6 separate regions of the Mus musculus genome follow, and all the other regions are linked to region 6. The links are chromatin loops, found by intact Hi-C in ENCODE. Cell type or tissue: heart. All regions are shown on one strand.

Region 1 (5,000 bases), 90 kb before region 6:
ACTCTCGTGTAAGTTGAGATGAAGCACTGGAACCCTCACCAACAGCATCTAACCCTGTGGCCACACAAAGACTGTTCTCTGCTACCAAAGCAGTTACAGCACTGGGAATGACATACGTGAAATTATCCTTTCCAGAGAGCTCTTCTTTGAAATCTAAAAATGGATCCTTCACCAGATAGAGCTTCAGTCTGCTCAGGAGACCATTCACAGTTGGTAGATGGTTGTCCATTGCTTTATTCATAAAAATCATTTCCTCATCAATAAGCAATCCTGAAAAGAAATAAATAAAAAATCTAATAGTTATACCAGAGATCTAGATGTTAAATATTAACAGATTTTTCAAACACACTGAAATCATTAAGTTCCCTATTATACTATGTATATAAAACACAGAATGTGGTACCCAGACAAAAGGAAAATCTCAATAAAATGTAGTATTATTTAGCATATGGAAACAAAGACAAATGTTCTGAAACAGTTGCATAATAGTGACATATACTTTATCAACAAAGACGGACTTAATCAATCAAGGGAAGTATTCTCTTCTTCAAAACAGTACCAAAAGTTTAAAGAAATAAAAATACTGGACTCTGACTGAGTCTGGCTTTCTGTTCTCTGCATCATTTAATCTGTAAGGACATACAGTAAATAGATATGATCTAAAAAGCATACATATGAAATCACTGACTCCATCATTATAAAGCTACCAATACAATGCTGATTCACAGTTAGTTATAGTGAAAATCTATATACTAGAATATCTACTTGGGAAATATGATGTACTTTACATATTAAAAACACCATGGTAATATTAACCAGAGATGTACAATTTCCTTTCTATTTTAACCTTCAATGTTTGGGTTACTTTAGAAGCTTGGCTGCTTGTATGAGTTTCTAAGTTTTGGATAGGAACACTAAACTGGCCCCCTTCTTCAGTAAATTTCTCAGTGAAAAGAGAAAGGAAGGAAAATGTATGCTTAGAGAAAGAAGCACTCAGAAAGCCAGCATCTCCATCATGAAAGCCTCCTTGAGTGTGGAGAATGGACAAGTCTCTCAGATTCAGGAGGGAACAGTATGTAGTTTTCAGGCAGTGATGTCTCTCATGGCCTGAGTGATATGCATGTGCCTCATCAATATCTGACAGAAGACAAGCAGCTGGAAGCATCCCTTGCCTGTGCCAAATACATGTGTCAAAGAACTTTTGAAATAAACCAGCCTCTTAGGTGACCATCAAGTCATTTCAGTTCCTGTCAATCTCAGGGCTTATTTGAGAAAATTAAGGGTGGTTTATTGGTGCCATCCACCCATTCTGCAAAACCAACGAAGTCATGTTAAGAGTGAAACGACAAATTGTATCTTATATCTCGGGTATACTAAGTTTCTAGGCTAATATCCACTTATCAGTGAGTACATATCATTTGAGTTCTTTTGTGATTGTGTTACCTCACTCAGGATGATGCCCTCCAGGTCCAACCATTTGCCTAGGAATTTCATAAATTCATTCCTTTTAATAGCTGAGTAGTACTCCATTGCGTAAATGTACCACATTTTTTGTATCCATTCCTCTGTTGAGGGCATCTGGGTTCTTTCCAGCTTCTGGCTATTATAAATAAGGCTGCTCTGAACATAGTGGAGCATGTGTCCTTCTTACCAGTTGGAACGTCTTCTGGATATATACCCAGAAGAGGTATTGCGGGATCCTCCGGGAGTACTATGTCCAATTTTTTGAGGAACGGCCAGAATGATTTCCAGAGTGGTTGTACAAGCCTGCAATCCCACCAACAATGGAGGAGTGTTCCTCTTTCTCCACATCCTCGCCAGCATCTGCTGTCACCTGAATTTTTGATCTTAGCCATTCTGACTGGTGTGAGATGGAATCTCAGGGTTGTTTTGATTTGCATTTCTCTGATGATTAAGGATGCTGAGCATTTTTTCAGGTGCTTCTCAGCCATTCGGTATTCCTCAGGTGAGAATTCTTTGTTTAGCTCTGAGCCCCATTTTTTAATGGGGTTATTTGATTTTCTGGAGTCCACCTTCTTGAGTTCTTTATATATATTGGATATTAGTCCCCTATCTGATTTAGGATAGGTAAAGATCCTTTCCCAATCTGTTGGTGGCCTTTTTGTCTTATTGACGGTGTCTTTTGCCTTACAGAAGCTTTGCAGTTTCATGAGGTCCCATTTGTCAATTCTTGATCTTACAGCACAAGCCATTGCTGTTCTATTCAGGAATTTTCCCCCTGGGGCCAAAAAGTGGGAATGGGTGGGTAGGGGAGTGGGGGGGGGAGGGTATGGGGGACTTTTGGGGTAGCATTGGAAATATAATTGAGGAAAATACGTAATAAAAATATTTAAATATTAAAAAAGAGTGAAACGGCATTGGTTTATATTCCATTTCCTTGTTACTCACAAGCTCTGAGCTTGTCACCCCAAATAAAGCCACATTTAGATATATGTGCTGCAAGGGGACATTTTATGTCACTTGGCATCCCTATACCCTTTCAGTCCCTTCAATTAAACCACCATTTTTGATGCAGCCACTAGAGGTCAGCAAATCTCCACAACCAATGCTGTTAGACAAAGGCTGTTTTCATGGGAATGGTGGCTTCCTTACACAAGTACAGTGGTAGTGTATCACATGGAGTTCTTACTCTACAGCAAGCATGTGTGCTCACAGTGTATTACTCTATTGTAGACAAATGATAAGCAGGAAATGCAAGGTGGCTAGTTATGAAAGAAGCAGAAAAAAGAGGCTTGGTAACAGGAAACTTTACTAGAGTCACTCCTGCCCACCTAAGAAACCCAAGTTAAGCAGACAAAAACAGGGTGAGTTCCTTAACATGTGTGTATACAACAGTAATCATTTCTTAGTGGAAACCGGTGAGTATCTTAAACAACAACAACAACCCATATTAAATATTAAATAAAAGGCAAGACATTCCTCGTCCCCTAGCCAGGAAAACTAACCAGAACATTTTTCAAGGATCTAACACTGATTTCCGAACAGTTGTTATTTAGAACTTTTGGGGAAAATGACTACAAACTAAATCTCGACAAATACACGAAGAAGTCAGGGGAAAAACCAAGAGACAGATGGCATATGTCACAGGTATATAAGAGCTGATTAGGTGACATTAACACAATAGACAAAACCGTAGACAACCCAGAATTCAACTGGAGTGGGTCAGAACTTAGCATTTAATAGAAGCATCATCTCTAATAGTGGGAAGGACTCTTAGCTAAATGATACTGGAACAAATACCAAAGTGCTTAAACATTAAAAAATGTCCCTAGTCCTAAACATAAAAAAACCTGAAATACAATTACATAATATATTTAAAAATTAGTAGGGTGCCATGGCACACACTTAAAAATCCCAATACCCAGGAGTCAGGTAGATTTCTGTGAGTTTAAAGTCAGCCTGCTCTACAAAGTGAGTTCTAGATCAGTAATGGCTACATAGAGAGACCCTGTCTCAAAACAAACAAATCCTTAAACAATGGAAAAGTTATATAATAAAAGAACATTTTGTAATTAAAAACAAAAGAAACCATAAAAAAAAAAAAGAACATTTTTCTAAGCACAAATTCAGTGCTAGAATCAATAAAGGAAAACATCAGCAGAACTAATCAGAATAAAGTTAAATGCATTTGGAATTATTGGTGTGTTTACATATTTTTAGATGCCAGTAGAAAATAAAATCACTTTACAAAAGAAAATATATAAATAGCCAATACACACTAATAGCTTTTAAGGATGTAAAACATACATTTTCCTCATCACACTGGTTTATGTGTACCCAGTGACAACAAGGCTGGCACGAATAAGTTATTTTTACACTATGCCAGCAGTGCTAAAGCTAAGAACAAAATCAGTGAAATATTTATATCTCCAAGATTAACCTCAGTGAAATAACTAGAAATGCTCTGCCCAGTGTAGAAGAGACCCTCCTACTGGATGCCTGCAGAAGACAGCTTCTTGCTGCTGCTTTCGGATCAAGATGTAGAACTATGGCTCCTCCAGCACCATGTCTGCCTGCATGCTGCCATGCTTCCTGCCATGATGATAACAGACTGAATCTCTGAACCTGTAAGCCAGCCCCAATTAAACAGTTTCCTTTATAAGAATTCCTCTTTTCAGGACAAGAAACCCAAACTAAGACAATAGATAACTACAAAAAATAGATTACAAAGATAATAAAGTGAAATCTATGATACAGGACACAAATGAAAATAAGTTAAGTATTATTTTCTCCTAGTTAATTGCTTTTATCCAAAAATGGCTTGTAGTTGCCATGAAATAATAACAGCTCCATGTGTGTAGCCTGTTGGTTTTTTATAACTATCCCCATATACACATGTAATGTAATATAAGTATATCTTTCATCTCCACAAAATTTTACAAGAAGTTTTGATAATAGATCAAGAAAAACAAATTATAAAAGAAAGCTAAAACCATAATCTACCCTCAAGCCTCAATGACAACTTTCCCCAAACTATATCACATAACATAAAACAGCAGTAAAGTAACCTAGCTATAGGTTTGGTTTGGTTTGGTTTGATTTGGTTTGGTTTGGTTTGGTTTGGTTTTGAGTCATGGTTTTGTTTTGTTTTGTTTTGTTTTGTTTTGTTTTGAGTCATGGTTTCTCTATGTAGCCCTGGCTATCCTGGAACTCACTATGTAGACCAGACTGGCCTTGAACTCTGGAATTAAAGGTGCTAGATTTAAGGATTTACAGCACTCCTGGCTATAGCATTTCTTAAATAGCAGGAATGATTATATAACAGACTTTCAAGTTTTGATATTAAACACAGACTAGCCATCATAATACAAGACAGTTCTCAGCAATCTTTGAAAAACTCGGCCAGCTAGAGAGGAGATTTGGAAAGTAGTTTGGATAAGACATAATTTTAGATAATACTGACAATAACTTTTTAAAATCTGGTGTACTTCTTGGCATAGTATGACCACAACTCCATCTCACATATATTAGGTAAGACC
Region 2 (5,000 bases), 63 kb before region 6:
GGAGAGATGTTGGAACCTAGTCCAGTCCCTTCTTTTTCCAGCAGTGAAAGGGAAAACGTTACTCACACAACCCCCTGCTGTGAAATCCTGCTCAGTACAGGCCCTAAGACAACTGGCCTTGGACAGAAACATTAAAGACAAAAGACAAAACTGACCAACCAACCCACCTTCTTCTCTTCCTCTCCCCTATCCCTTCCTCCTTTCTCTTCCCTCCCCCGCCCCACCTTCCCTCTTCCTTTCTGCTACTGCTCTCACCTTTAGGATAAAACTTTACTATGTAGCCCAGGCTGGCCTCAACCTATGATTCTCCTGCCTCAGTCGTCTACATTTATTGTAATCCAGGGCTATTATCGATTATGCTCCCATTGATATTCTTGAATGTGTAGCCTAGTATTCTTGTACATTTCTCTAAACTATAAATTTAGAGAATTTTTCTGAATTTGCTCATAAATGTCAACATGTTTTGAGAAGTGACAGTTCTTGTTACTCTGTATCCGCCCTAACTTTTAATTTCATACTTATAAATTTTGAGAAGTTTGTAGATGTCCAGTTGTCTTTTGAGGAAGTGTTCCTGCCAGATGGTTACCTACCCAGTTACAATTGGGAGTTTCTGTTAATATAAGGAAGAGACCAGGTGTTGGGAAATATATAGCAATCTCTGCCATGCTAATGACTTTCAAGTGCTGAGTTTTATTTAGAACTTGGTTTATTCTAAACACTTGGCAACACTTGAGTCCTACATAATATATGATGAGCACCAGTTTGTAAATGGGCATTGGATGCTTAAGTATCTTGTCCAAGTTTAGCTAGAAAGTATGATACTGAATTTTAAACCCAGGTAGTCTGACTTTACTATCCATCTTAATCAGGCCACACGTCATCCAAAAGGAGTGTTTGCTTCTAGTCCGCCGTGTGTCTGCTATGTATACTTTCTCTATACATTTCATCAATTACTACAGGGGATTTTCCTTATCTAGCGTCAGGAAAATTTACCTTCTCTGAATCACTTTTTCCCCTACTGTAATTGATGTAACTCAATCATTATTTTAAATACTTGAAACTTTTTTAGCAATTTCTTTTATTTCTTTTACTTCTAAGTGTGTTTGTAGCCAGGCGTGGTGGCGCACACCTTTACCTTTAATCTCAGCACTCGGGAGGCAGAGGCAGGCGGATTTCTGAGTTCTAGAACAGCCAGGGCTATACAGTGAAACCCTGTCTCAAAAAACCAAAAAAAAAAAAAGTGTGTTTGTAGGCATGCATGCATACATGCATGTGTGTGTGTGTGTGTGTGTGTGTGTGTGTGTGCAGGCATGCACGTGAGTGCAGGTGCCTCTAGAGGTTAGAGATCGTATGATCCTCCTCTAGTTAGAGTCAGGCAGTTGTAAGCTGGCTGATGTGGGGGCTGAGTCAGTTCAACCCCAGCACCATATCTCTAGCCTAAACAATTACATTTCTCTGTAAATTCTATTTCATCATTCTTGCACCATTGTTATTGTAAATCTAAATGTAAATAAAACCAGTTCAGACACATTCTTGAATATAAAGCCCAAGAATCATCGTGGGAGGGGGGAAAGGAGAAACTCCATTGTAATCATGTGAATGTTTTCATTCACATTCCATGTGGCCATGAGGAAGTTTCTCTGGTTTTGTTTTTTGCTTTTTGTTTTGTGTTTTTTTTTGTTTTGTTTTTTTTACATTCATACAGAAAAGTCTAAGCATTGCTGCCAGGATGCTATTTTAGTATAACTAATGGAGGTCTCACCTCTGTGCTGAAGCTCTCCGGAGCTCATCACCTACAGCATAGTCTGACATCCTTAGCATACAGCAGCCCTAGTCACTATGGAACTCTCAACCACTGGCCACTCTCTGAACAGTTCTCAGATTTTCCTTCTCTCAAGGCTGTTGGACAGTGCTTTATTTAAAAAAGAAAAGAACACAATAATAATTATTTTGCTCATGTCTGCCTCACCCGTCAGACCACAATCTTCCTGAGATCATGGTTCATGCGCCATGCCTTAATTATCTTTATGCTTTTCCCAAGGTAATCACTGAGACAAAAAGTTAATTCATTTCTTCTAAAAAAAAAAAAAAAACCTTTTCAAGTAACAATTTATTTTTGCATTTCTGTTAAATGTTGGTTTTCAGTGTTCTTCCCTGGATATTAATGTGTATAAAATGTTCCACAGGCACGAGCACATACTTGCTAGGTGAGCATGGCATGAATATGGCAAATAGTCTTCTTGAGACAGAATTGCATATCAGCTCAAACCAGATGGTGCAGAAAATCTGGATATATGGAATGAAAAGTACATTGCATAAGTGTGTTACACAAGTGATTTATTGTCTCAGAAAACTAATGTATAGGTGTGGCTTCTTATACTATCTTTTGATCATCCTGAAGGAACTGTTTTGTATCAGTAGACCAAGAAGAAATATTTTACCACAACATATTCAGCATTTTAAAAAAAATATTTATTTATTTTATGTATATGAGTACACTGTCCCTGTCTTCAGACACACCAGAAGAGGGCACTGGATCCCATTACAAATGGAATTGAACTCAGGACATCTGGAAGAGCAGTCAGTGCTCTTAACTGCTGAGCCATCTTTTCAGCCCTATACAGTCCATTTCTATATATCAGGTTCCAGGGACAGCCAAGCTGCATAGAGAGAGAACCTGTCTAAATAAGTAAGGAAGCAAGTAAATAAGTAAATAAATAAATAATAGTATAAGTCTAGCAATTCGTTTTATTTACTTTTTAAGCTGACTCACTTTTTAAAAAAAGATTTATTTATTCATTATTTATAGATATATGTGAGCACACTATTGCTCTCTTCAGACACAACAGAAGATCACATCAGATCCCATTACAGATGGTTGTGAGCCATGTAGTTGCTGGGAATTGAACTCAGGACATCTGGAAGAGCAGTCAGTGCTCTTATCTGCTGAGCCATCTCTCCAGCTCACTGACTCACTTTTTATTAGGTATACAGTGGTACTGTGATTTTTGTGTGTGTGTCTGTTCTAAATGGCTAGATTTCCCAAAGGCATTGTTAATCTCATGCAATATTAGTTATCTAATCAATTATTCTTTTGTATCTCTACAACTTATCTGTTGAAAGCATGTCATCATTTCCTTGTTATACTTTCCATAGTCTTCTGACACTAACTTCCTCAAGGAATGACTGGTTTTATGTAAAGGTGCAATCTCCCTAGTCACTTGACAGCTCTCACCAATTAGCATAGTTCCTGCATATAATATGTGCTTAAAAGAATTTCTGAGGGCCAGGCAGGTTCAGTGAGTAAAGGCACTTGCTGCCAACCTGATGACCTGAGTTCAATACTTAGGACCTGGAGAATAGAAGGAAAGAAAAGACTCCCTCCCAGTTGTCTGCTTGTCTTCACACAAGTGCCCCCACACTGATACATACCACACCCTAAATAAATAAATAAATAATAGATAAATGCAATCACAATAGTTGATGGGTGAATCTGTGAGTGAATGATGATACCTTACTGGATATAAGGCTTATGTATTATATCTATGTAATTTTGGGAAAATCCCCTAATTTCACTGAGCAATAAAATGGGAGTCATTTTAGGGGAATATTACTCAAGGAAATGTTAAGTTGTAGTCTGATTTTCCATTTGTCACAAGGAAATAGTGACCCAATTATTTTATTTAATCCAGCCAATATGCTCCTGAGTTATACTCTCAAGTCAAATGTATGGGTAAAGTTTCTAACCTGGTCAGAATCTAAGCTTACATGAATTCTTCCATGCACATAAAAGGAACAGCATCATGTGAGATGGCTCATAGTCCAAAAACTGAGGAGTTGACCAAGTGAGAGAGGTCACCATGCCTACAAAGTTGAATGCTGAAAAAACAACGAAAGAAAAACTAGGCTTACATACTTGATTTCTTGCATTTGATGGGAAGATAAGTACACCAATATGAAACATTAAGTTTCTCTTCTGCACCTGCAGAGTTTTTTTTTCATGCTAATGTGACTGTAGCCACAGCTCTCTTACAGTAGTAATTATCTACTTTAATAATGCTGAGTATGGGGCTGGAGAGATAACTCAGTGGTTAAGAGCACTGACTGCTCTTCCAGATGTCCTGAGTTCAATTCCTAGCAACCACATGTGGCTCAAACCATCTGTAGTGGGATCCAGTACCCTTTTCTGGTATGTCTGAAGAGATCAACAATGCACTCACATATATGAAATAAATAATTTTAAAAATCTTTTAAAAAGAAATAAAGAAAGAAATGGACTATATAACTTGCCTCTGCCTGCCTCTGTGTGCACCAGCAGCAGCTAGACTTGTAAATTTACCTGTAATGCCGGCGTTCAGAAAGCTGAGGGAGGAAGATTATAAATTCAAGGTCAGCCTGGGCTATGCTGCAAAGACCCTGTCTCAAAGATAAACAAGGGCTAGAGACATGGCTCAGTGGTTAAGAACATCTGTTGTTGTTGCAGAGGACCTGAGTTCTGTCCCCAGCAGCCACATGGTGACTCACAACCCTCTGTAACTCCACTTCTAGGGAATCCAACAGGCAATAAGCATGAAGGCCTTCTGACCTCCACAGGTAACAAGCAAGCATGTAGTGTGCATACTCAGATGCGTGCAAAACGCTCATACACATTAACAATAATAAATCTAAAAATATTTTTGAGAAATACCAAGGATCATCTCCAGTGAAACCTATAATTTTTAAAACATTGCTTATGCGTTTTGAGTTTTGCTTACAGGCATCTCTGTGTATCCTATACATGCCAAGGAGGCCAGATAAAGTTCCCCGGTTCCCCAGAACTGGGATTACAGTTGTGAGATGCCATGTAGGTACTGGGAACTGAGTCCTAGCCCTATTCAAGAGCAGCAAGTGCTGAGCCATCTCTCAAGTCTGTAAACTTGGAATCTCAAGCTAGAGTAGGTTATAACAAATGCCTCAGATATCCAGAGTATCCTATATCATATCTGTCCAATGTGGAAGAC
Region 3 (5,000 bases), 200 kb before region 6:
TCTGCTTAGGGGCAGAAGATACCATTCATAATTAAACCTACCGTGCTGCCAATGGACTCCAGAGCCTTGTGCATGTGAGAGAAACGCTCTTACCAAGAGCTTCACGTCCAGCTCCCCACCCGTGCTCTCTACTGACGATAAGAAGGACTTTCCATTCGGAGCAGCCCAGCTGTTGATGGTGACGATGATAATGCTACTTTTATTATTTTAGAGGGATCCATTTGTTTGCTGTTTTCAACTATTGGCCCATCCTATTTAAGGTCAAGGTGAGTAACTTACTCAAGGCCACATTAGTAACTACCTCAGGACAGTGTTCATGTAGTGTCTTAATTGGCTTTCTACTATTGTGATAAAGACCATGATCAAAACCAACTTGGAAAAGGAAGGGTTTGTGTCCCCTTACACACCCCATCACAGTCCATTATAAAGGGACATCAGGGTAGGGACTCCAGGAAGGAACCTGGAGGCAGGAGTTGAAGCAGAGGCCATAAAGGAACCCTGCTTACTGGCTTACTCTCATGACTTATTCAGTCCGCTTTCTTCTCTATACCATCACCTCTGCAGGGATGTCACTGCCTAAAGTGAGCTGAGCCCTCCTCTATGACCTGTCCTTCCAGAATGTTCTAGAGAAAATGTCTAAGACTTGCCTACAGGCAACTTGACAAAGCCATTTTCCTTAGCTGAGGTTCTTCTTCCCAGATAACTCTAGCTCCTGTCAACGTGACAGAAAAACTAACCAGGAAACATCGTGTTTTATTACCTACCTCAAGGAATACCAAAGAAGATGGGCCTTTGTTAGAGTGACTTCCAACTGTGTATTTTCTGAAACTCTGGATCCAAGTTTTGGCCACTGCACCTTAAACTTGGACAGTGACTCTGGCATGAACAGCGCCTGCATCCTGTTCTCAAAGGCTTGCTCACTGCGGCACCCCACAGACAGCCCTCATAGTCTGGTCTCTGGCAGGGCACAACTGCTCAACTCACTGTCACCATCAGACTTGCAGGGACACAGGAGACTTCCTCCTCTGTCAAAGCCATGAAGGTTAAGGTACCCAGGTATACCCAGGTATGAGCTGCATCAAAGAAACTTCCTACCTGGGGACAGGGCACATTAAAGCTTCAAAGAAAGAAAGAAAAAAAAAACTAAAAAGATTTATGTGGCAGATTGCAAAATGGACACGGATACCTCCCACCACTGTGTCCTGGCCTTCCGGTCAAGAAATCTGTGGGCTGTGAATGTAGCCCAGTGGTTACCTCAGATCATGGCGAGGAAGAGGTAGCCAAAATAGATAGATAGATAGATAGATAGATAGATAGATAGATAGATAGATAGATAGAAACAAAAAAGAAAGAAAGAAAAAGAAAAAAAGGAATTTGCCAGCCTTTAAATCTGGACAACTTACTTAGATCTATGGGATTTTTAAGAAAAGTACTATAAGTAGAAGCTTGAAAAGTTCTCAAACTTTGGAGTTTGCCAACCCCAGGCTGTTCTAGATCCACCACAGAACCACACTGCAGGGAAGGAACCCAATCTGGCCTCCCGGAACGGCAGCCTGAGCCGCAGGAAGCCTGCTATCCTTAGAATGACAATGAGACTTTTATACTAGTCAAACTGCTAACACAGAGAACTGTAAACTAATTAAAAAAAAAAAAACTATTGTCTGAAGTCAAATGGCGGGACTCTCTTTTCTGCAGCAGATGCAAACTGTTGCAGCCCCCACTAAGATCTCCCTTACCTCCATTATTTAAGGGTGGGAGCTCAGTCGTCTTCAACTCGAAGTTACCGTCCGTAGGGAAGCCTTCGAAGTGCTTCTTCAGGGTCCAGCTCTTGGCCTGCACCATCCTGGTATACCTAGAACATGGTAAACGTGGACTCAATGACCATCTTAGAGCCCCTGGGCATAGCACTGAAGCTGGGAAACATAGCCCTATTATCATTTAGCATATTATCATTCTATTACATTCATTGAGAACTTTCTGGCATTATGCTAAGCACTTCACGTGTCTGATCTCATTTTATTCCCATGATTTTCCTGTCAAGACTCAGGTGTGTAGATGCGGAAACAGGCTAAAACAAACACTCAAAGCAAAGAAAAATGTAACCTGGAAAATTCTGTCCGGGCCATGCTGGAATTTCTCTAGAACATTAAACAACTAATGGACGTGCAAAGTCCTGCAGTTCCTCACCTCTCCTGCTGTGACTCCTCAGGAAAGCCTCAAATACAGAGAACCAAAGACCACAGGTTTGTTTTGTCTTTTTCCTACAGAAGCATGGACCTCATAGCCACTAGGGGGCGCAGCGGCTCCATCTAATTTTCTCTGGTTTTGGCTCCAAGGTGGAAATCAATTATTTGGTTTCATCTTGCCTCCAGGCAAAACCAACAGACAAAGGAGCTAGTGCTTTCAAGGGTTAGAAACCCAGACCAACCCATCATCACGTGGGACCCCAGTGAATTCTTCAGATAAGCAATCAAGGCTAACCAGTTAGTTCACCCTGGACATAGGGTGGAGAGCCAATCCAAAGCCCTACCCTTCCTTCCTATTGGCTTGTAGCTGTTTGCAACGTGGGTTCTCGAAACCCAGGCTGGCCTTAGTGATCTTACAATCCGAGCTTCATGAGAACCATTATGTGGCCTGGTAATCGGAACCGAACCCTATACAAGTGATCTTAACGTCTGAGTCATCTCTCCAGCCTCCATGTCACCTGCCCTGCAAAGTAAGATTTTTTTTTAATTGACAAATTTAAACTTACCTTGATAGGACACAGTGTCTGCAATGTAGAGTGCCTAACATACCCATCGCCTTCTTTAGCTTCTATTTTCATGAGAAATAATCTGCTTGGTTTGAACTATTATTATTATTATTATATATCATTATTGTTTAAAGAGCCACACTCATGTTTCTGTACCCTTTCACAAATACTTTTAGCCCTTTTCAGCCTCTAATAACTATCATTTCACCCCATATTCATGAGTTCAACTTGTTTTTCTTTTTCTTAGATTTTTGTTTTGGTTTGGTTTAGTTTTTCTGAGACAGAGTTTTTCTGTATAGCCTTGGCTGTCCTGGAATTCACTCTGTAGACCAAGCTGGCCTCGAACTCAGAAATCCGCCTGCCTCTGCCTCCCAAGTGCTGGGACTAAAGGATGTGCCACCACTGCCCAGCTCAACTTGTTTTTCTGATTACAGCGCCCGTCTGTGTAGCCAAGGCTGGCCTTGAACTCACTATAGCAGAAGCTATCTTGGAACCTTCCATCCTCTTGCTTCTACATGCCAAGATATAACAGGCATGCTCGCTCAGGTTTAATCTAGTTTACTGTTATTACTAGTTCGTGTGTACATGATGCAGGTGTGTGGGTGAGGGCGCTTGCGTGTCACCGAGAGCCTAAAGCGACTTCAGGAGTGGGTTCCCGCCTTCCACCCGTGGTTTCAGGGATCGAACTCAAGTCATGGGACTTGTGTGATAAGCACTTTCACACGCGGAGACATCTATTTCACAGGCGGGTTTCCCTTGTGTTTTAAGAATACATAATTCCGTCTCTTTTTCCAAAAAGGCAGCGCCTGGTCCTTCTGAAGTCGCCACAGGTCTAGTAGGTCCCCCTTGCAAAGGGTCCTCTCCGTACATGGCCTGACTTGCAAGTGTAGCTTTCACTGCGCATGCGCAAATCCCCACCCCTGTCTTCTCTTTTGAATCAGTTTGGCAATCCTGCAAACTCTGTTGCCCAGGCCTTCCTGGGTGCTGGCAGTCGCGCTCCATGCACCCACAACGGAACAGGCAGCCAGACTTTGCCCTATTCCTAGTGCGGGTCTCAATCTCTTCAAGGGCGTGCAGGACCGCGAGACGACCCCGGCCTCCCTAACTTCCTAAGTGCAGAACCCAGGAGTCGCCGAGTACCGGTGGGGTGGATTGGGGGTGCCTGCCGTGCTCACTTGCTCAACCAGGCTCTAGATGCTCGGCGGGGAGAAAGAAGGGGTTGGAGGAGGGAAGAGAGAAAAGAGAGGGCTCAAATAGAGTAGTGTAGAGTCTACTTACACAAGCTCACAGAAACTCCTTCCCGGGAGACCGCTCTGAATGCTTCGCAAAGCGCCCAGGACTTGACTTATACTGGGCGGTCGGTGAGGGCGGGGCTTCTCCAGGGAGGGGCAACTTCTGGAAGCTTTGGAGCTTCTGCCCACACACAGCAGGGAAGGGACATTGGGAGGGGTGTGTGTGTGTGTTTAAATATTTTTTTTCTTTTTTGCTTAAGTTCACAATTTATGTTTGCATCAGAAGCAAAGAAAACAAGAAACTACTACACAGTTAATTCAGGAAAAATCCTACCACCTCTGGCCAGCATTAGTTAAGCCAGCTGCTGCTGCTGACTACTTCCTGTCGTGAGGCCGGTGCTAGGTTCTCTGAAACCTTAACAAAGAAGGTGTGCAGTCATGGCATCTAAAAATATATTTCGTAAAGAATAAGGTGAAATAAAATGTAGTTGTGGCAGTGGGGAGATGGAGTCTGCATTGCTTGCTTCCAGCAGCCTGGTGTCCCCAGATCAAGAATCCCGTTCAGGTTAAGTCCCAAAGACAGCTAGTTTATTAATGGTGAGGGAAAACACTTGCTTTCGATGTAAGGATGTAAGCAGAACATTTAGAAATCTATGCTCCCGGGCAATGCCTAAGTCACAGCGCTCAAAGAATATAATTTGCACCTAAGCTTAACTATGGAAGGGGGTGGGGTGCAAGCTGGTTTACTCTGTCCTAAAGACCGCCCTTCTGTAAAGGAAACGTTAGGGAGGCTTCCTGAGGACCGTTGCTCAGGCTCACGGCAGAGAGAGCACCCAGTTCATTAAAAAAAAAAAACAAAAACAAAAAAACAAAAAAACTCTTAAGTCACAAACATTCGTTGAACAATCTTGCTTGAGGTGATGGGCTCAGAACCCCCCCCCCCCCCACCACCACCACCTTCTCCTTAGGCGACCTTGACCTTTTATCTTGGAGTTTCTGATCCCCATAGGGAACCT
Region 4 (5,000 bases), 55 kb after region 6:
TTTGTTTTTTTTTTTTTTTTTAATTCTTCTCCCTGGAGTGTCCAGAACCAATGACATAATGAGGAAGTAGAGTTCTTTGGAATTCTCTACATCAGGTGACAGGAGATGACTCATGTTCCAGCCAGCAAGCCTGTCTCGGTTGAGAATGAGTAAAGAGGCGGTATCTCCCCTGTCAGCTCTCCTCTCATTTTCCCAATAGAACGCCACAGAGAACGCCTCCCGACTCTTACGGATTGCAGGTTAAGCACTCGAACTATTCACCAATTGTTCAGCCCATCTGACAAAGACCTAGGCTGGGAGTTCTGTGACTATGTAATATGAGACATTGAGCAAGAAGTGATTAAAAGGCCATCTCTCAGGTTACCCTGGTCGTAGAGGCATTTAATACTGTCGAACTTGAAACCCCAGAGCATAATGCACCATCGGGAACTGTCTCCAGCTACTGTCACAGGCAGAAGCAAATTCTGTAGTAAGAGGGGCTTTAGAACTCGCTTGTCTCTGTGACAGTAGAGGACAGGAGCCCAGTGCAGGCTTCCTCCTCAGCCCTTGGGTTTGTGATTCAGAGAGCCAGCCTCCCTCAGCCTTTCCATGACGTACCATCAACCCATACCTGCCAGATGTTCAGAAAGATGACATTTAGTAACAGGGTCCTAGAGAAAAGGGCAGGCATCTCATGCAGGTAGAGGGTGCACTGTGCAATGGGATAAGAAGGGATAAGAGGAGTTCGCCCTCTGATAATGGGCAGAGGGTGGTTCTAGGTGTATGAGGCATTGTCAGTAAGGGTGGCTCCAGAGAAATCCAAAGGAATTTCTCATTGTACGACACTAGCCCACAAGCACATTCTCACACTGTAGAGAGACATTACCAGCAGGTAGGAAATGGCCATCTTAGGCAAGAGGGAAGACACTAGTTCTTGCAGGTAAGCCAGTATCTTTAAATGCTTCGGGAGCCAGCCAGGCAAGCTATTCCAGCAATGAAGAGGTGTGGCCCCAGCCTATGGCGCCATACAGTGAACACCCAAGCTCTGTGGTACCGATTAGTTATGTAATAAATGGGTGATTCAAAGATCATGATTCCTACGTCAGCTCCCCTGCTGCTCCCAGGAAACCTGCTCTGACAGTGACTCCGCGTGAGCAATCCTGGGGGTGGTTATGCATCCGCAGAGTCAACATCAGGACCAAGTCACATCATCATGGTGGTGGGGTAAGACGGACTCCGGCTCACCTCCTTTCATCTAAAGAGGCAGGCCCGGTTAAGTGTCTATTCTTCGGGAGTGTCATTCTCCTGAGAGGACTGTGAATTTCTGACGACAGTCCAAGGGATGGAGCAGAGTAATATTCTAATCCTACAGAGGATCCACCCTAGATCCTAGAGGAGATCTTCAATCCTAGCATCAAAGCTCAAAGGGTATGACGGACTTGGTGGGTGAGATACCCACCACTCACCAGACAGCATCGGACGCTATGGCTCTATCTCCTTCCCAGCCTGCCTCTTCCCACAAGTCTCCTTGAGTGTGGGTCTGATATTGACTGGCACCGTACTGCTAACAACACTGGGAGAGGGGGAGAATCGTCAGTCCCCCCTCCCACAGTGCTCCAGAAGCATCCAGGAGTCACGTGTTTCCAAGCACAAACCCTATCCCCATTTCTGGATGACTATGAACAATTAATCTCCGAGTCTCCATTTCTTCACCTCTAAGTTAAGGATAACAATATGCACTTTGACACATTGTTTTGAACCTTAGCCTCAGCCAGCCATGTGAAGCACCTAACTCAATACTTGGCACAAGCATGAGCCCCCTGAGTGATTATTGCCATTCCTGAGATTAGGGAACTTCCGAGTTGGAAGTTCAGGGCGTGGGGTGGAAGGCTGGAAAGATCCCTCAGTGATTAAGAACACTCGCTGATCTTGCAGAGGTCCTGGGTTTCAGTTCCCAACACCCATATGGGGTGACTCACAACCATCTCTAGCTCTAGTTGCAGGGGATGGGACTCCCTCTTCTGGCCTCCATGGGTACTACATATACATACATGCAGGCACACACTCACATAAAATAAACATAAAAATAATTTTTAAATAGTTGCAAGTCTGTTAGTCACCCACAAAGCATAACAAGCCCTCCTGCAGTTTTTCCGTTTCAAGAATCTCCCATTGCACAGCCAGGGCACTTGACAATCCACCTCTGCTTCAATCCATCCAAGCTTAAGGAACTTCTTTTCAGGAGTCCTGAGATGCCTCCTGAGATACATACAGTTCCTGGGAGCTCCTCCCATTCACAGGGGCGCTGCTTTCCGAATGCCAACTAAACGCTTCTCTGGCTGTTGCTCTCCTCAAGGGCCCCCTAAAGTTGGGTATGGTCATGGCCCTGTCTAGATGACACAATACTTGGTGTCGATAGGGTGTTCCTTAAAGTCCTCCTTTCTCCAGAGAAAGCATTCACAACTTGTTCTAGTTGGCCCCACACAGTAGGTTCTGCATCTGGTCACTCCCCCCAGACGTTCATCTGTGGGCACTTGCACATTGTGCTCTGAGCTTCTTCACCTGTGTCTGTCACACTCATGCAGCCAGGCTACACCCTCATCCCTGCGTCCCTCTATCCTTACAACCTGTGCTGGTTTCATTCCTATTCAGTCCTAGAACAGGACTTCATACTTGTGCCTGTGAGATTTCATCTGGCTTAATTTCATTCGTCATTCAGGTGGTGAAGACTTTTTCATAGGACACAATACATTCATTCTCTCACGAAGGCAAAGAATTGTGCAAAATTCTCAAGACCAGACTCTGTGTCCACCCTTAGAAAATTCTCCTCTCTGACTTGATAATGAATCTCTCTCTCTCTCTCTCTCTCTCTCTCTCTCTCTCTCTCTCTCCCTCTCCCTCTCTCTCTCCCTCCCCCTCCCCCCCTCTTTCCTAAAATTATTTTGTGCTACCACCCAGCTAGTATATCTGTATTTAATCTCAATTTTATTGTAGAAGACTTTGTTTCCTGTCTTATTCAAGTTATTATTTCCTGAGCAAACATTTATCTAGTACCTGCTGTGTCTTGGCACTGTACTAGATACTTGCAGAGCAGGCAATGCTGTGGTGGTAAATGTTTAACAGCCCAGGGGGAAGGCCCTGGTTTACACTGTCTCCTGATTTCTATAAAGTACTACTGCCAACATGGAGGATTCCAAACTACCAATATGGCATCATTGAACATGGAGTTGGAAAGAGATGTATGTGCACAATCAGCTCATGTGATGGAGCATGCGTCGATTGCAACACACCACTGATAATGTACAGGTGATTCATGGGCGATCTCTGCCCCAGCAAAGCTTGTGGAGGTTATTATAGGTTAGTGATGCAGTCATACCAAACTCCTTTAAGACAGTAACCCAGGTTCTGGGTGGGGGGGAACAGCAAGTAATGATATACACGAGGGTCTGAGCCTGGATCCCCACAGAAAAATCTGGGCCTGATGATTCGGATGTGCACCTATAGCCTTGGTGCTGGGAAGGTAGACATGTGTGCCCCGTGCTCTTAGTGGTCAGCCAGATCAGCCAGAATAGGTAGTTTAGAGACCTTGCCTCAAAATCTCAAACCAAACAGAAGGTGTTTGAGGAGTACAGCCAAACTTAATCCTGTGGTTCTGCACCTGTCTGTATAGCTAAGCACACACACTTTCTCTCTCTCTCTCTCTCTCTCTCTCATACACACACACCACACATACACACACACTCACACACACACATACACACACTCTCTCTCATACACACACACACATACACACACACACACACACACACACATACACACACATACTCTCTCACACACACACATACTCTCTCACACACACACACACACACACACACACTCTCTCTCTCTCTCTCTCTCTCACACACATACACACACACACACCCCTACCTAGCTATCCTGGAACTAGCTGAATAAACTAAGCTAGTGGAAGATGGCCTGGAATTTGCCGAGAACCACCTTCATCTGCATGCTGCCTGTTGGCGTGCTTGGCCTCTTTATTCAGTTTTGAAGTTTGATTTTAACCAGGGTTGATCCTTCTCTTTTGGACACAAAAATCTTTCTACTTGATAAAAAAAAAATACAAGAAAATAAAGATAATCATCTTTTTGCCTTGTTACATTGAAACAAAATCTCCCTAAATGTTAGGCAGGATAACACCCCACACCCCAACTAAGAGAACACATTCTAACCTTCTAATAAGGAGGAGATGTGAAGATGTCATATCATATAACAAAGAAGAATTAGGGTCACAGATGGAATTAAGCCAGCTAAATAAAGGCTTTACGTAAGACCATATACTGTTTTGTTTTGTGTGTGGGGGGTTTTGTTTAACTCAAGAGCGCCCAATACAACCCCACAGGTCCTTTAAGCAAGGAAAAGAGACAGAAGATGCGGTCTTCTTATTTTGAAGACGGAGACAAATGTCCAAGAAACAAGAAAAGCAGGGGGCTGCTGAGCTGGAAAAGGACAAGACAGGACAATCCTCGTGGCCTCCATGAGGAGAGCCATTCAGCCCCAACCTCTAGTCCTGCACGCCTCATCTCCAACTTCAAACCTCCAGACCTGTAAAGAAAAAAAAATCACCAACTTCAAGGTCATGTCACTACAGCAGCAACAGCAGACCCGTGTCATTTTCCACAGATGATGCTGGAAGGCCCAACACTCCTTGTGTTAGCCCTACTATGCTGTAATAGTTCATTAGCATCCCTACTGTGGTATTCTAGTCCATCAGCAGAAACAAGATATTAGGCTACCTCCTAGTTTCACAGGGTACTTTTGAAATTCAGGTGCCCTCACTGGTGCAGAAAGGGCTGTAGATGTCAAGGCCTGCCCTCTGGCTGGGAGGAAGGTGTCACTCTGCCATAGAGACTCACACACTCGGTCTTACCTACTTCCAATTCAGGAGTTCTCAGTCTCTCTAGCTGACTTCAATGTCTTCACTGAAGTGCTACACCCAAACGGAACCTCAAACTTAACCATTC
Region 5 (5,000 bases), 380 kb after region 6:
CAAATCTTTTCTCCCTACCTTTGGACAGTGAGCTAGATAGAAAGGAGAGTCAAAGCATTTGAGAACCCTTATTAAAGTAGGTTTTTAAAAAAATCTAAGCCTATGGATAACTAGAACTTGAAGCACCCTATGATCCAGTAATCCACTTAAAATCTACACACTAAAGATCAATGTATATGTTTAATATATCTGTACTCACACATATTGCAGCCAAGAAATGGTTCATGCCTGCAGTCCCAGTACTCAGAAAGCTGCCATCAATTTAAGGCTAGCCTGGACCTCAAAAATAAGACCTGCAGGGCGTGGTGGCACATGCCTTTAATCCCAGCACTTGGGAGGCAGAGGCAGGCAGATTTCTGAGTTCGAGGCCAGCCTGGTCTACAAAGTGAGTTCCAGGACAGCCAAGGCTACAGAGAAATCCTGTCTCGAAAAAAAAGAAAAAAGAAAAAAAAAAAAAAAAGCCCTGCATGCATTATCTTCCCTTTATAGTTGCTATCTATTCTCTCACGTTTTTGTGTTCTCAAAAAACAACAAAAAAAGCAAACTTCTGTTTGTTTTTTTATGAGCTCGAATCTTACTTGGAGTCCAGGGCTTGCCTGAAACTCACTACCTTCTTGACTTAGCCCCCCAATCAGTGAATTACAGGCATGGATCACCACAACCCGCTTTTGATAATGTTCTCCATAGCCATGTCTTTTCTTTGTAGGAGAGACACTGAGATCCTGGACAGCGTGTTGTTGTTTTTCCTTTAACCTCCTCAGCCTTTGTTTTGCAGGCTGTTGCTACTGCCGTTCATGACATTTGCACTCTAGATTTTTCTCCGTGGTGTTGCAAACCATCACAACAACTTGCCCTCTGGAGATTTTCAGCAATTTTAAGGGACAGTTTTTGGCTGTTCAAACTCAGAACTGGCAATGGATGAGGCAAAGTTACACAACAGTGTCATGTATCTAGTGCTGCTCAGCTAGCTCTCCTTGTAAAATAGGTTAGAGTGGTAGACTTTATGTTAGGTGTGTTTTACTATAGTAAGTGGATAAACTGGCAAAGGGTGCTATTGGCATCTATAGATTACAGACCAGGAAGTTATTGAACTTATTATATAACGCCCACAATAGCCTTCTACACAAGAATTATTTAACCACAAAGGCCAACCATTAAGGTTGGGAAATCTTGCTGTCAGTTATTAGCTGTGTCATGAAAAATATACATGTGATTATCCATCGAGCAAACAGTTTTACTTTCAGAAATATATGGTAGAGAAATAGGGGTGCTGAGCAAGAGTACACACATGTCCAAATATTTTTTATGGCAACACTTTATCATAGAGACAAGTCTGAAAATACCTAAATGTCTTAAATTTGTGTTTCACCGCAGATACAAAGGATTACATTAATTTGGAACACACTCAGATGAAGACAGACTATAAACTGCTTTTAAACAGTTAAGGTAGGGAATTGATAAGAAAGTTCAGCAGGCAAAGGTGCTTGTCACAGAGAGGCATGGCTATCTAAGTTTGATCCTTGAAACTCCCTTAAAGGTTGGGTAGAGAACTAAGTCCACAAAGTTGAAGTCATCCTCTGACTTTTACACACTCACCCAGAGCACACACATCCACAGTCAAGTACACATGATGTACACACACACACACACACACACACACACGGTTAAGGTAGGTTTTTTTTGGGTATAAACATGGAAAGAGCTCTGTAATACACTCAGCAAAACAAAACCAGAAGTGGGCTTGCTAGTCCATGCCTGTAGCCCCAGAATTTGGAAGGCTGACATGGAAGAAGTGTGAGTTCCAGGCCAGCCAGGGCTACATAAAAAGACCCTATCTTAAACATTAAAAAAAAAAAAAAAAAAAAAAAAGAACAAAACTATGTTTTGATACAGTGTAGTTGATATAAAGTCTTCCCTCTGCTTTAAAGAGATGAAAAACGTAATGATAATATAAAGGCCAGTATTAGAAGAGGGTGCTCTCTCCCTTGCCTTTGGGATTACACATCATCACCAGGGAAATACAAATGACAGTACAGGGATGAGGATATCCTACAACATCGCATAACCCCTGACAGTAATGAAGCAAACAAGAGGAGACACAGGAATCCTATATGGAAGGTTGGTACCATAACAGAAGCAATTGCTACACTCGGAAAACTCCAGGGATTTCTCAGAAGGCGACTCTGGGGCAAAGCGACCTATCTTGTGTGAGAAGAAAACGAACATTTTCAAGAGACCCTTGACTCTCCTAAAGTCACTGAAAATATCTGCCCTTGGTCATAACATACAGTTAATTTTTTTTCTTTTTAAAAGATTTATTTTTTAATTAAAATTTTAAAAAATTCAAAACAATTTTAGTGTGTGTGTGTTTAAGCATATGAAGGTACCCATGGAGTCCAGAAGAGGAGGGCTTTAGATCGCATGAGTCTGGAATTACAGGTGGTTGTTAGCCACCAGATGGGGGAGCGTTTAAATACAAAGTATTATTATCTAGGTGCAGTATCTGTAATCTTAGCTCTTGAGAGGGAGAAGCAGGAACATTGAGCGCTCCAGGCCAATACATTTCTTTTAGGGATTTAAATGATCATTACATTATACATTCTATATAACATATTTTGTTTTCTCAAAACAGTTTTCTTTAAAGATTTTTTTTATCTATATGTATTCTTCTTGATGGCAGCTCTATAGGGAACCTCGTATTTTTTGCCTTAGCTCAAATTATAGTTGTCTATCGCGATGCTAACATTTTTCTGGTGGGCAAACTTGAATTTTAAAGAAACACCGCCACCTGGTGGTAGTTTGGACTGTTTGCTTTCATTTCTCTTTGGTGTGTGCATGGACGTCCTGGAGCTGGTGAGGCCGTTATTTGAGATTGTGAAACTGCTTCCTAATGCTTCTTGCACAGTTTTACATTCCTTGCTGCAATGTCTGAGGGTTCCAATTTCTCTAACCCCTGAACATTGGTTATTTTCTATCGTTTTGATTTTAGCCATTCTGTGGCTACAAAGTGAGGTAAATTCATGGTATTTGGTTGCATTAATGCTGCTGTGCGTTTCCCTGTCTGCGTGTTGACTGTTTGCTTGTCTTTGGGGAAGAATTTTCTATTCAGATCCTATGGAGGTTTTTTCTTTTGTTTCTGGAGATGGAGTGTCCCTGAGTGGCTTAGTCTGAAATCATAAATCATACTTTTGCACTCAAACGATCCTCTTGCCTCAGCCTCCAAGTGTTTCTAGATTTTTTTTTTTTTTTTTTGGTTTTTGGTTTGTTTGTTTGTTTGTTTGTTTTTTGGTTTTTTGAGACAGGGTTTTCTGTGTAGCCCTGGATGTCCTGGAACTCACTCTGTAGAACCAGGCTGGGTGTTTCTAGATCATTGATATTTTTTTTTTCAACTTAAAAATTTAGCTTTATTTTTATGTGTATGTCTGTGCACAATGCATGCATCGCTGCTCACAGAGCCAGAAGAGGACCTCTGAAACAGGCATTATAGACTGTTGTGAGCTGCCGTATGGGTGCTGGGAACGAATCTGAGGCCTCTGGAAGAGCTGCCAGTGTTCTAACCACTGAGGCATGGCTCCAGCTCTTCTTTGATCACTTTTTTAAAACTACATGCATGCACCTGTGTGCCACAGTGGCTACAACTTGGAGAAGCCCAGTTCTCCCCTTCCACCGAGCGCATTTAAACTCAGCTACTCAGGCTTTGCAAGCGCTTTTACCCACAGAGTCATTTCGGTAGCCCACTTTGTCCATTTAAAACTCTCTGGCCAGTTATCTTTCTTGCTATGTTGTGAGTTTTTCATAAATGCTAGATACGGGCTGGTGAGATGGCTCAGTGGGTAAGAGCACCCGATTGCTCTTCCGAAGGTCCAGAGTTCAAATCCCAGCAACCACATGGTGGCTCACAACCATCTGTAACGAGATCTGATTCCCTCTTCTGGAGTGTCTGAAGACAGCTACAATGTACTTACATATAATAAATAAATAAATCTTTAAAAAAAAAAATAAATGCTAGATACTAGTTCTTTATCATTTAGAAGATGTTAGATCTGGTTGGGTGCTCTATAGATCGCTCTACCACTTTGTTTTTCTTCTTTTCTAGATGGGGTTCTCATGTAACCAGGCTGGTACCAAACTCACTGTGAAGTCAAGAATGGCCCTGAGTTCCTCCTGATCCGCCTACCTCCTCTTCTCTAGTGCTCGGAGTGCAGCCGTGTCCCACCGTGCCCAGTCGTCTTTCCATTTCTTGATAGCATCTTTTGAAGCACAAAATACTTTGAGAGTGGCTGAAAAAAGTTGTTCAAAGACCTCAGGTGTGGTACCTGCTTGTAATTTCAGCCTCCGTTTCCCAGGCAAACTGGCTAGTAAGCCTAAGCCATATCTTTTGGTGAGCTCTGGGTTTGATTGAGAGACTGTCTCAAGGGCAACAACCCCTAGCCCCCCAGATGAATGCAAACACATGTGCACTACATAATTATACCCCCATCCATGTAAGAACATACAACACACACATAAAAACTGGGAAGGAGGGCACTTGGGAGGGAGAAAATAGATTTATGGAGTACCAGGTAAGGGGCAGGGAGCAGGTAGACAGTCCTATAACTAGAGGCCCCTCTGCCTATGAAGTTCTAATCTGCTGGACCCCAATACCTTTTATCTCTCTTGCTTGGGCTTCTGCTGCTGAATCAAAACAGTCATTGCAGAAGGCAAGGCTCTGAATGTTTACCTCTGGGTTTTCTTCTCAGAACTTCATTCTAGTTCTTACATTTAGGGCTTTTTTTTTTTTTTTTTTTTTTTTTTTTTGGTTTTTCAAGACAGGGTTCTGTATAGTCTTGGCTGTCCTGGAACTCACTTTGTAGACCAGGCTGGCCTCGAACTCAGAAATCCGCCTGTCTCTGCCTCCCAAGTGCTGGGATTAAAGGTGTGCACCACCATCGCCCGGCCCACATTTACGGTTTTAATAGATTATACACTATTTTTTTTCCCTATGGAGTGTGAGGGTGGGA
Region 6 (5,000 bases):
GAAATGAATGAAATGCTAAAAAGAAAGACCACAATGTTTGAATTGCCAATGCATCTTAGTGTCTCTGTCAATATATTTCACTGCATTTAAAATGTTAAAACTAATACGTATATAATATTGTTTGCCAAACAATAATTGATTCAATTAATTCATTTCAATATACTCACTTTAGAGAGCAAGCAACGGGTAGAAGGATCAAGAGTGTGCTGCTGTCTCTCAAGAGTGCTTTCTTGCACCAGGTATAGTAGCTTATGGCTGTAATCCTGGTAACTCCAAAAGTTGAAGCACGATGGCCAGTGGGTCAAGACCAGGAGCTGGGGAGATGGCTGAGCGGGTGAAGGGCCCTGAGGACTTGAATTCAGATCCTTAAAACTTAGGTGAAACTCTGGCAGCAGCAGTTAGGGTCTATAAGCCCAGTGCCGGGTGAGGATGACCAGGGGTTTGAACACGGGAGGACCACCCGCCGTCTATCTAACACTGTAATCTTCAGGTTCAGTGAGAGACCTTGTCTCTCAATCAATCAATCAATAAGATGGAAAAGATGATAAACTGTTTCTCTGCTGGTGAATGAATATATTCAAGGCACATTAGATTATATTAAATGCAGGTTTATTGGGAAGCTGCTCTCCGGCAAGTTACTGGCCCCAAGGAAGGAGGCCAGGGAAGTCACCATGGGAATTAGGGAGAGAGCACCCAAACAGAGAAAGAAGAGTAGGAGAAGAAGAGAGAGGAGGGAGAGGAAACCAAAATGTCTGGATTATATAGGGAAGAGCCTCTGGGGGAAGGGCAGCCCAGCTGGCAGGCTGGAAAGTATAGGATTGGGGGCAGGGTGTGCCAAGTAGGGACTAGGGGATGCTGGGAGAACCTGAAAGCCAGGTTTGCTTTGACCTGTAAAATATATACCTTAGTCCCTTGTCCTGGGGTCCAAAACCAAACAAGGGTGACTGAAGAAAACACCAGATGTTAACATCCAGCCCCTCCACAAACACTGACACAAACAAGCACACTCTTGTACACACACACACACACACACACACACACCACACACACACACACACACACACCACACACACACCACACACACACATACACACACACATACACACACACCACATACCACACACCACACACACACACACACACACACACACACACACACACACACACAATTTTTGAAAAGTGTTTTCTGCTCAAACTAACTTAGGAAAATACCAATACATGTGTAGGAAATAGGAGACGTAACTAAGCAGTAAAGAACACATATTAAAGTTCTGACCTAGCAAACTGTGGGTTAGCAAAATACATTGTAAGATCAAATATGAAAACTTTAAAAGTAAGTAAAATAAAGCAGTTTTTAGCTTGGTGTTCAGATAAGAGCAGAGGAGCTGAACAGGATTTGAACTCCAGTGACCTGTGGGCACTCCCCTAGACCACACCCACTAAACAACCAGCGGTTTATCAAAGGACCAAACAAAGGTATGCTAATCACCCCAGCTGCACCAACATACACCACTTTTCTAATTCCAATTAGAATATATATATATAATTTCTCTTGTCAAGTAGAATCAGTATTTTTTTTCTGTTTTTGAAAACTTCATTTGAACAACATACGTTTTTGAAACTTCAAATGAAACTTCAAATGTACTCAGTGTCTAGGAAGTAATTTTTCCGCACGTAAGTTTGGAAAGCTTTTCTAAGGATGAAAATTCACAACAGACGTCTTAAAACAGTAACAGTAAGGAACCAATTACTGCTACCATTCTTTAGGGTTGGTTTTTGAAGACCAGGTTTGACTGAGTGTAACCCAGGTCAGCCTCTCACCATCTTCCTGCCTCTGACTCTCAAATACAAGGGTTACAAGCGTGCACCACAGTCCCAGCTCTGAACTGTGATTTTAAGGATGTTTATTGAAATATTAAAAGAAAAAAAAAAACAATGCTGACAAAGATAGGAGATGTAGTCAGTGAGCGCTGGAATGCAATGAGTGCTGTTTATCCACAGGTGGGTTTTCTGATGGTCGTCCCTGTTTGACCAGGCAAAGTCACACATCAGTCCTTTGAGTCCATGCTGGGATTAGACTAAAGGCCTTGAGACTGCCAAGCAGGTGATCTGACCCTGAGCTATACCTCTAGGGCTTGTATATCTTTACTCACTTCTCTGAATTAATTTTGTGGGAGGGACGAGGGAGATGATTGATGTCTTTTTCTCTTTTTAAAAAATACTTTTTAAAAACTTAAGAACAAAGAAGAATTCTGAGCAAACTTATTTGTGGCTTTTGTCAATGTAGAATAGTTCATTTATGCACTGAACAAAATATTTTAGTGCTTACAAGGTAGAGTTAGTGGATCTCATTGATCTTAGTTCAGACTTTCACAGCATTTCCTGTTACATATATTTACATAATTCATAATACCTAAGTCATGAGACATGATGTGAGTTACCTATTTGAATATATTTAATACATATGTTTATATAGTATACTACATAGCATATGTGTGTGGAGCATTCACTATTTTAAAATGTCTTTTAGAGTAGTTTTAAGTTCACAGCCAAACTGAGCAGAAAATCCTGCTTTCCCACACATCCCACTATATCCCTCTCCAGGACTTCTCTACTGTCAAAATCACACACTCGTGTGACACATTTGTTACAATCAATGAAGCAGCACATCGTTACCACCCAAAGTCACACTTAGTACTAACATTCACTCTTGGTGTACTTTCCCATCCATGACAAGTGTATGTCATCGACCACGTGGATCATACACAACAATTGGCAATCGCTGGAATCTTTTGTTTTTTACTTTGCCATTCTCAGAGTATCAATGTTGACATTATAAAGTATGTTGACTTTTTAGATTGGTGAATGAGAAATTTCTTTAAAGATGATATTTTCCTTGTGCTGGAGGGATGGCTCAACGGTTAAGGGCACTGGCTGATCTTCCAAACCTGTGCAAAGCAAGATCTACTTGGTACTCACAACCATCTGTAACTCTAGTTCTGGGGAAATCAGATGGGGGAATCAGACGCCCTCTTCTGTTCTCCATGGATACTGCATGTCCGTCCTACCAGGGTCTTTTTGAAAGATTAACAAGTGCTCTAATAGCTGAGCCAGCCATCTTTCCAGCCCCTAGAGCTCTGGTTGGAAAGCCAGGTTTGAGCAGACTAAATTTAACCAGATGAAGTGCAACAAAGTTGATCATTATTCACTTATACCCAGTTACACCAACTTTCTTTGTCCTTTCTGTGTTACCCACCATACTGCATGGAATCCTTTGCTGTAAAGGTCTAGGAAAGATTTGGAAAAAATGAAAAATGCTACAAAATGCTCAAATTGAGAAATTCATATCCTTGACCAAGTTCAAGGAAGTATTGAGAACACACAGCATTGTTTTGTATATGACTAGCAAACACATTTTAAGAAAAAGAAACCTGGCCTATTATTTTTATTTGTAAGATGTCACTGAGTGTGAGATGCATTTCCATTTTGGATTCTTGAAAATAATGGATTATTGAAAATGTGTTAAGAATGCTTTAAAAGTGGGCCTTAGAATTGATTAATCACAATCGTGGCATTTAAAACCCTGTGCTATTATTTCTATGTATGGATTCCATCCTGCTGTAACTCTATTAACCAGTAACTCTCAACAACTGGAAATTAATTTCGAAGCATGGTTCTTTCCCACTGATTTTTCACCAGTAGAACAAAGGACACTGCAAACCTTAAGGATTTTTTTTTTTTCCTTTTTCTTTTTTCGAGACAGAGTTTCTCTGTGTAGCCCTGGCTGTCCTGGAACTCTGTAGACCAGGCTGGCCTCGAACTCAGAAATCTGCCTGTCTCTGCTTCCCAAGTGCTGGGATTAAAGGTGTATGTCACCACTGCCCGTCATTTTTGGATTATTTTTTAAAAGTAACTTGAATAATAAACAGTTTAAACACAGAACAATTGTAAACAATATAGATGTATCCAGGCTGAAGAAACAAATGGAAACATTTACTACTAGCTTCTCCCAGTTGCGACTTAAAGTTAGAATACTCTTGTTTTTCCACCACAGGGATTCATTGAATTTGCCCAGCCTGGCCTGGAACCTGTGTGTTCAAGTTCAGGTAATTCTCCTGCTTCAGTCCCAGAAGTAACTGGGCTACATACAGGCTTCTCACACAGCCTAGCCTTCATTTCCCCATTTTCAGTATCGTGCACATGCATAATTAAACGTTTTAGTAATAGCAACATTTAACAGCTTTTTAAAAATGGAGTAACGTAATTTAACCCAGTATGACTAAAATCTATCATCCCAGCAAATAATACAAGATTTATGAATGAGATGGTTTGTCAGCGGTGTACTGGCAACACTTAACAGCCTAGCACTGCTCGAACTAGCTACATTTCCATAACTCTCTTGGCTACATCTTAGCCAAATTACACTCAGCTGCCCTAGAGAACGCACAATCTTGCGCGAATTCAGCATCAAGCGATTCTTCCAATTCTGAGTTTGGGGATTCCTTAAATAACACAGTCTCTTGGCTCCTCCGGATTTGGCCAAGATAAAGTGTAGAGGCGGCGCGTGCTGCTTAGAGACAGTGCAGGGGGGGGGGGGACCGCGGGCGCGGGCGGCGGCAGCGGTTGGTAGCTGCCGGGCGGCGAGCACGCGGGGGCAGCTCCACCCGTGGGCGCGCGGGCCGGCACCGAGGCGCGAGGGCGCCGCCCCGGGGGCGGGGGCACGGGCACCGGGCTCCAGAGGGCGGGGCAGGGCGGACCGCATCGTGCCGGGATTCGGACGCCGGCAGAGAGCACGGACCAGAACGCAGAGCCGCGGCGAGCGAAAGGGACGACGGCGACGGCGGCGGCGGCGGCGGCGGCGGCGGCGGCGGCAGCGGCAGCCCAAGGGTCTGGACCACGGGAGCCCGAGCGCGCGGCAACGGCCGCCTAGAGCGCGCAGCGCGGTCAGCCTGCGCTCGCAGCACACCAGCGCGCGCACGCTAAGGGGTGCGCGGTGCCGA

The links. Peaks named below come from ENCODE experiments on the same cell type or tissue, not always from the same donor. Only the 100,000 strongest peaks of a DNase experiment are listed, where the experiment ranks them.
Region 1: it touches region 6 in a loop (8-fold over the local background); 24 of 42 quality-filtered maps call a loop at or near these places.
Region 2: a loop joins it to region 6, with 7 times the contacts of the local background. A loop is called at or near these places in 6 of 42 quality-filtered maps.
Region 3: it touches region 6 in a loop (4-fold over the local background); 2 of 42 quality-filtered maps call a loop at or near these places.
Region 4: a loop joins it to region 6, with 2.4 times the contacts of the local background. A loop is called at or near these places in 7 of 42 quality-filtered maps.
Region 5: a loop joins it to region 6, with 2.4 times the contacts of the local background. A loop is called at or near these places in 5 of 42 quality-filtered maps.

Annotation. Positions count from the first base shown.
Region 1 is chr4:59,094,014-59,099,013 of GRCm38, forward strand. It overlaps Shoc1 (shortage in chiasmata 1), which reads right to left. Exons shown (of 28, transcript NM_001370843.1): 6 at 117-270. Among named protein-coding and RNA genes, the nearest start is that of Gm35527, 21 kb to the right of the region's middle. In heart, a CTCF peak has its summit at 2,552 (motif pointing right); a DNase peak (open chromatin) is centred at 2,548; H3K27me3 peaks cover 196 bases.
Region 2 is chr4:59,121,232-59,126,231 of GRCm38, forward strand. The region is part of intron 1 of Shoc1 (shortage in chiasmata 1); the gene reads right to left. All of the region lies in intron 2 of Gm35527 (a long non-coding RNA gene), which reads left to right. Among named protein-coding and RNA genes, the nearest start is that of Gm35527, 5.8 kb to the left of the region's middle. In heart, a CTCF peak has its summit at 2,520 (motif pointing right); no DNase peak of the experiment used is centred here.
Region 3 is chr4:58,983,008-58,988,007 of GRCm38, forward strand. Ptgr1 (prostaglandin reductase 1) reads right to left here and starts at 4,071. Exons shown (of 10, transcript NM_025968.3): 1 at 4,031-4,071; 2 at 1,737-1,852. The coding sequence starts at 1,842. In heart, a CTCF peak has its summit at 2,281 (motif pointing right); DNase peaks (open chromatin) are centred at 2,504, 3,674 and 4,104; H3K4me3 peaks cover 1,471 bases; H3K27ac peaks cover 856 bases.
Region 4 is chr4:59,239,314-59,244,313 of GRCm38, forward strand. No RefSeq gene overlaps it. Among named protein-coding and RNA genes, the nearest start is that of Gm12596, 18 kb to the right of the region's middle. In heart, a CTCF peak has its summit at 1,996 (motif pointing left); a DNase peak (open chromatin) is centred at 168; H3K27ac peaks cover 961 bases.
Region 5 is chr4:59,566,938-59,571,937 of GRCm38, forward strand. No RefSeq gene overlaps it. Among named protein-coding and RNA genes, the nearest start is that of Hsdl2, 12 kb to the right of the region's middle. In heart, a CTCF peak has its summit at 2,795 (motif pointing left); a DNase peak (open chromatin) is centred at 2,804.
Region 6 is chr4:59,184,448-59,189,447 of GRCm38, forward strand. No RefSeq gene overlaps it. Among named protein-coding and RNA genes, the nearest start is that of Ugcg, 2.6 kb to the right of the region's middle. In heart, a CTCF peak has its summit at 3,043 (motif pointing left); DNase peaks (open chromatin) are centred at 4,884 and 4,984; H3K4me3 peaks cover 962 bases; H3K27ac peaks cover 981 bases.